Linked DNA regions of Homo sapiens: region 2 is linked to region 1. A link is an interaction called in ENCODE POLR2A ChIA-PET data of the cell type or tissue named here. Cell type or tissue: OCI-LY7. All regions are shown on one strand.

Region 1 (2,500 bases):
CTACTGTTGATTAATGTCTGTTAAATTGATGATAAATCTATATGGTTCTGTTAAAATAATTTGAACTTCTGAGTTTACTTTAAAACTGATATTTTAATATTTTTAATAATTGTAGTTGCTTTCAGAGTAAAAATGATTTTTCTCTAAATTTCTTTATATTGTGTTAGCTATTTAAATTCTCTAGCCATAAGCCATGTGGTTCCTGTAAAATATGGAGTAAAAGGCCTTAAACGTTCCATGAGCAGAAATCTCAGAACATAGGCTTTTCAATGTTATTTGTTATTCTTAACCTTTTTAGAATATAGATTCTCATTTATGATGACGTGCTCATAATATTGTGATCAGAACTGATAAAAGTAAGAGAAAAAGCATTTATTTAAAAATAAACTTAATTTTTGTTTGGTAATACAATCATCTTAGAATAGTGTCTCTTAAAAGGGAGAGAGTAAAAGAATCACTGCTTAAAAGTGGTTGTAGTCTTTTTTTTCTTTGGTATTGCATAGCACCAGATGACAAAATTTGTGAAGCTGGATTTCAGACCTGTAACAGTAATGATAATAGCTAGTATTTATTAAGTGCCTGCCATGCACCATCAGCTATTCAAATAACTTTACATATATTTTTTCATTTCGTCTTCATGACAATTCTATGTTGTAGGTTATTATCATTCCCCTTTTCCATAGAGGGAGAGTAAAGTACAGAGAATTTGAATAACTCACCACACAGTCAGTAAATTATGGAGCCAGGATTATAGTGTGCGCCCTCACATACCACATTAATGGTAACAGCAGCACTAGCAGCAACAACTTCTCATCTTATTGGATATATGAGATGGAGTAATTAGCCTTCACCAGATCAACCTTTGTAAAGAAGCAGGGACACTTACAAGGTGTTAGTGCAGCAGTGGTTATGCAAATGTCGTAGTTCTGAACATGTAAAACTTTGCTTGGCCTAATATTGAAGTGGCTAGTGCAGCTTCATTAAGTGCAAGCTGATTAGAGAGGGCCTGTGTGGATTTGGGTTACACAGATGCAGTGATGTTAACTCGACAGGCGCAAATGGTGCAGCTGAACAGGAAAATAAATCCTAGAAGACTGATTGATAGCACATCCTTTTTCGGGGTCATGGATAAATCATTTCTTTTGATTCCCTCTTTCTCACTTATTGAGTTCTTGGACTCCTTAATTCTTAGAACATTTTCTTTCTTTCTTTCTTTCTTTCTTTCTTTTTTGTTCAGACAGAGTATCACTCTGTCGCCCAGGCTGGAGTGCAGTGGCACGACCCTGGCTCACCACAACTTCCGCCTCCCAGGCGCAAGTGGTTCTCCTGCCTCAGCCTCCAGACTAGCTGAGATTACGGGAGCCCACCACCATGCCCAGCTAATTTATTTTTATTTTTTGTATTTTTAGTGGAGACGGGGTTTCACCATTTTGGCAGGGTGGTTTCGAACTCCTGACCTCGTGATCCACCTGCCTCGGCCTCCCAAAGTGCTGGGATTACAGGCATGAGCCACCACACCCCGCCTAATTCTTAGAACATTTTCTATGCCCCCCCCAAAAAAAAAAACAACTTATGAAAAATAAGATGTGCTGGCTTGGTTTATGAATGAATTCTTAATAAAAGAATACAACACAGCTATTATTTAAAGGTCAACTTCTGTAATGCGTTTTAAATAATTCACTTGATTAGATTGCAATTTTACATACATCTCTTGAGGAACACACACATTATATAAAGTAAGATTAATCTAATGTTAGTGAATATTACTGAGTAACTGAAGTTTAGTAATCTTCATTTTAGTTTTTCTCAAAGTGTGGGTACTGCAACAGAATTACCTGGGGTTCTTGATAAAAATGCATATTTTTGGCCCTATAGTCCAGATGTACTGAATGAATCTCTCTGGGAGAACCCCCGCAAAGTCTCACTCAAGCAGGTGCTTGAGAAGCACTGCTTTATATCATCAGTCCTGATTGTTTGGATTTCTTTCTTTTTTTTTTTTTTTTTGAGTTTTGCTCTTGTTGCCCAGGCTGGAGTGCAATGGTGTGATCTCGGCTCACTGCAACCTCCACCTCCCGGGTTCAAGCAATTCTGCCTCAGCCTCTCGGGTAGCTGGGATTACAGGCATGTGCCACCACTCCTGGCTAATTTTGTATTGTTAGTAGAGACAGGGTTTCTCCATGTTGGTCAGGCTGGTCTTGAACTCCTGATCTCAGGTGATCTGCCCGCCTCGGCCTCCCAAAATGCTGGGATTATAGGTGTGGGCCACTGTGCCTGGCCCTGGCCCTGGCCCTGGCCCTGGCCCTGGCCCTGGATTTCTTTCTTTCTTTTTTTTTTTTTTTTTTTTTTTTTTTGAGACAGAGTCTGGCTCGGTCACCCAGACTGGAGTGCAGTGGCGCCATCTCAGCTCACTGCAACCTCTGCCTCCCGGGTTCAAGTGATTCTTCTGCCTCAGCCTCCCAAGTAGCTGGGACTACAGGTGTGCACCACCACACCCGGCTAA
Region 2 (2,500 bases), 170 kb after region 1:
GGCTTCTGTTTCAAGTCAGATTGAAATATTTAAGTATGTGGCAATTAAGGAGCCTATTGTCAAGCACATACGTCCAAGATTGCTTCCAAAACTACAGTCCCTGCTATGGGAACTGGGACAGATTTTTGAGAGGTCCCTGATAGCAAGTGAGAGGCTGAATACTTTACTAGGATTAATTAGAGGTGCCAGCCTCACAATAGAGTATCCCTAAAAGAAAAATCTGTGAAATTTTATTCTAGTAAAATACAACTTCATCTTCCTTAAATTGTTTTATTTCACCAGCGCAAATGGGATCTATTATTTTGAAATATCTCTCGGCAACCCTATTATTATGAGATATGCATCATATGCATATTTACCTGAAAACTTTTTACTTCCAGTATAGAGTAGGTTGCCAAGTAAGGAATTCATAATACTTGGTTCACTTCCAGGGAATCCATTTAAATCTAATGTGCTACAGTCAATAAACTGCTTCTCTGCAGTGACAATCCAATACTAGAGTTAGGTAGCAAGTACATAGTTTATAAAAAGAGAGAAATGCAGCTATGTCTAAAGAAGCCATTTTTGCTTTCATAGTTGCATTGAGATTAAGAAACATTCCTTTAGTAGTAAAACTCAGAATCTTTCAAATATTAATGAATATAAAAACTAGCTTTAATTTTATAAATTGCCAGGGACTCAAGCATAGTTTAGTCAATAAAGGGGGGAAGAATAGTTTCCTGATAAAAATGAAAGCATAGAAAATAGTCTAAAGGAAATACATGAAAATGTTAAACCATAGTTATCTCTGAATATTGAGTTCATAAATGACTTTTTCTTCCTATATGTTTCAGAATTTACAGTAAAAATGAACTACTTTAACAATCACATACACATGGTTTTGTTTTTGTTTTTGTTTTTGTTTTTTTGAGACAGAGTCTCGCTCTGTCACTCAGGCTGGAGTGCAGTGGCGCAATCTCAGCTCACTGTGGCGTCTGCCTCCTGGGTTCAAGCGATTTTTCTGGCTCTGCCTCCCGAGTAGCTGGGACTACAGTCACGTGCCACCATGCCTGACTAGTTTTTGTGTTTTTCGTAGAGATGGGGTTTCACCATATTGGTCAGGCTGGTCTTGAACTCCTGACCTCATGATCCACCTGCCTCAGACTCCCGGAGTGCTGGGATTACAGACATGAGCCACCGTGCCCAGCCGGTGTTTTGTTTTGTTTTGTTTTGTTTTGTTTTGTTTTGTTTTGTTTTGTTTTTGTAGAGACAGGGTAGTTGCCAAGACTAGTCTTAAACTCCTGGCCTCAAGCAATCCTCCCACCTCGGCCTCCCAGAGTGCCGGGATTACAGTCATGAGTCAGCATGCCTGGCCCCCACACACAGTTTAAGGCTTTTGTTTTATGTTAAAATATTTTAAATTGGTAAAATAAAAAATTATAGGCCACGTTTATTTTAAAGTAGCTTTTTTCCTCCTACATAAAATTTTCAGGTATAATTTGTTTAACTGTACTACCATTCTTCATGTTTTCCATTCTTTTCCAGTTTTTTGTCACCCATACTATAGTGCAGGGGGACAATAATAGCTCACTGTAGCCTCGAACTCCTAAAGTGCTGGGATTATAGGTATGAGCCCAGCCTCTTTTCCAAATGTTTATACTCCATTTCTTAGTCTGTCTTGAATTCTTTTCTCTCCCCTGTTAAAATCACTTGCCTGGCTTTTCTTTATTCCTTAGTGTTAGTTTTGTATAACCTCTTGTAATCAATGGTTTTATCCTAATATATTTTCACATAAAAGGTGGCAACTTAGCCAGGCACGGTGGCTCACGCCTGTAATCCCAGCACTTTGGGAGGCTGGGGCATGTGGATTACTTGACGTCAGGAGTTCGAGACCAGCCTGGCCAACATGGTGAAACCCCATCTCTACTAAAAATACAAAAATGAGCTGGGTGTGGTTGTGCATGCCTGTAATCCCAGCAACTTGGGAGGCTGAGGCAGGAGAATCGCTTGAGCCCGGGAGGCAGAGGTTGCAGTGAACAGAGATCATGCCACTGCAATCCAGCCTGGACGACAGAGCAAGATCCATCACAAAAAAAAAAAAAAAAAAAAGGCCAGGCACGGCAGCTCATGCCTATAATCCCAGCACTTTGGGAGGCCGAGGTGGGTGGATTGCTTGAGATCAGGAGTTTTAGACCAGCCTGGCCAACATGGTGAAACCCTGTCTCTACTAAAAATACAAAAAATTAGCCGGACATGGTGGCAGGTGCCTGTAATCTCAGCTACTCAGGAGGCTGAGGCAGGAGAATCACTTGAACCTGGGAGGTGGAGATTGCAGTGAGCCGAGATTGCACCACTGCACTCCAGCCTGAGCAACAGAGTAAGATTCCATCTTAAAAAAAAAAAATGCGGCAACTCTTCCTCAGTTTATGTTTGCCCTCTGGTCTTTTTAAGAAATATATAGTACATTTCAGAAGAAACTACCAGTTCTTTTCACATAGTTTTAGTTTTTCCATTTTCTCTT

What was found. ChIA-PET counts read pairs that join two places held together with the same protein. Peaks named below come from ENCODE experiments on the same cell type or tissue, not always from the same donor. Only the 100,000 strongest peaks of a DNase experiment are listed, where the experiment ranks them.
Region 2: POLR2A ChIA-PET joins it to region 1 with 13 read pairs; 3 of 35 experiments call an interaction of 5 or more read pairs at or near these places.

What each region holds. Positions count from the first base shown.
Region 1 is chr2:202,378,642-202,381,141 of GRCh38, forward strand. All of the region lies in intron 1 of BMPR2 (bone morphogenetic protein receptor type 2), which reads left to right. Among named protein-coding and RNA genes, the nearest start is that of BMPR2, 3.6 kb to the left of the region's middle. In OCI-LY7, no CTCF peak of the experiment used is centred here; a DNase peak (open chromatin) is centred at 960; H3K4me3 peaks cover 1,926 bases; H3K27ac peaks cover 1,830 bases.
Region 2 is chr2:202,545,714-202,548,213 of GRCh38, forward strand. All of the region lies in intron 10 of BMPR2 (bone morphogenetic protein receptor type 2), which reads left to right. Among named protein-coding and RNA genes, the nearest start is that of FAM117B, 88 kb to the right of the region's middle. RefSeq lists a silencer at 1-37. In OCI-LY7, no CTCF peak of the experiment used is centred here; no DNase peak of the experiment used is centred here.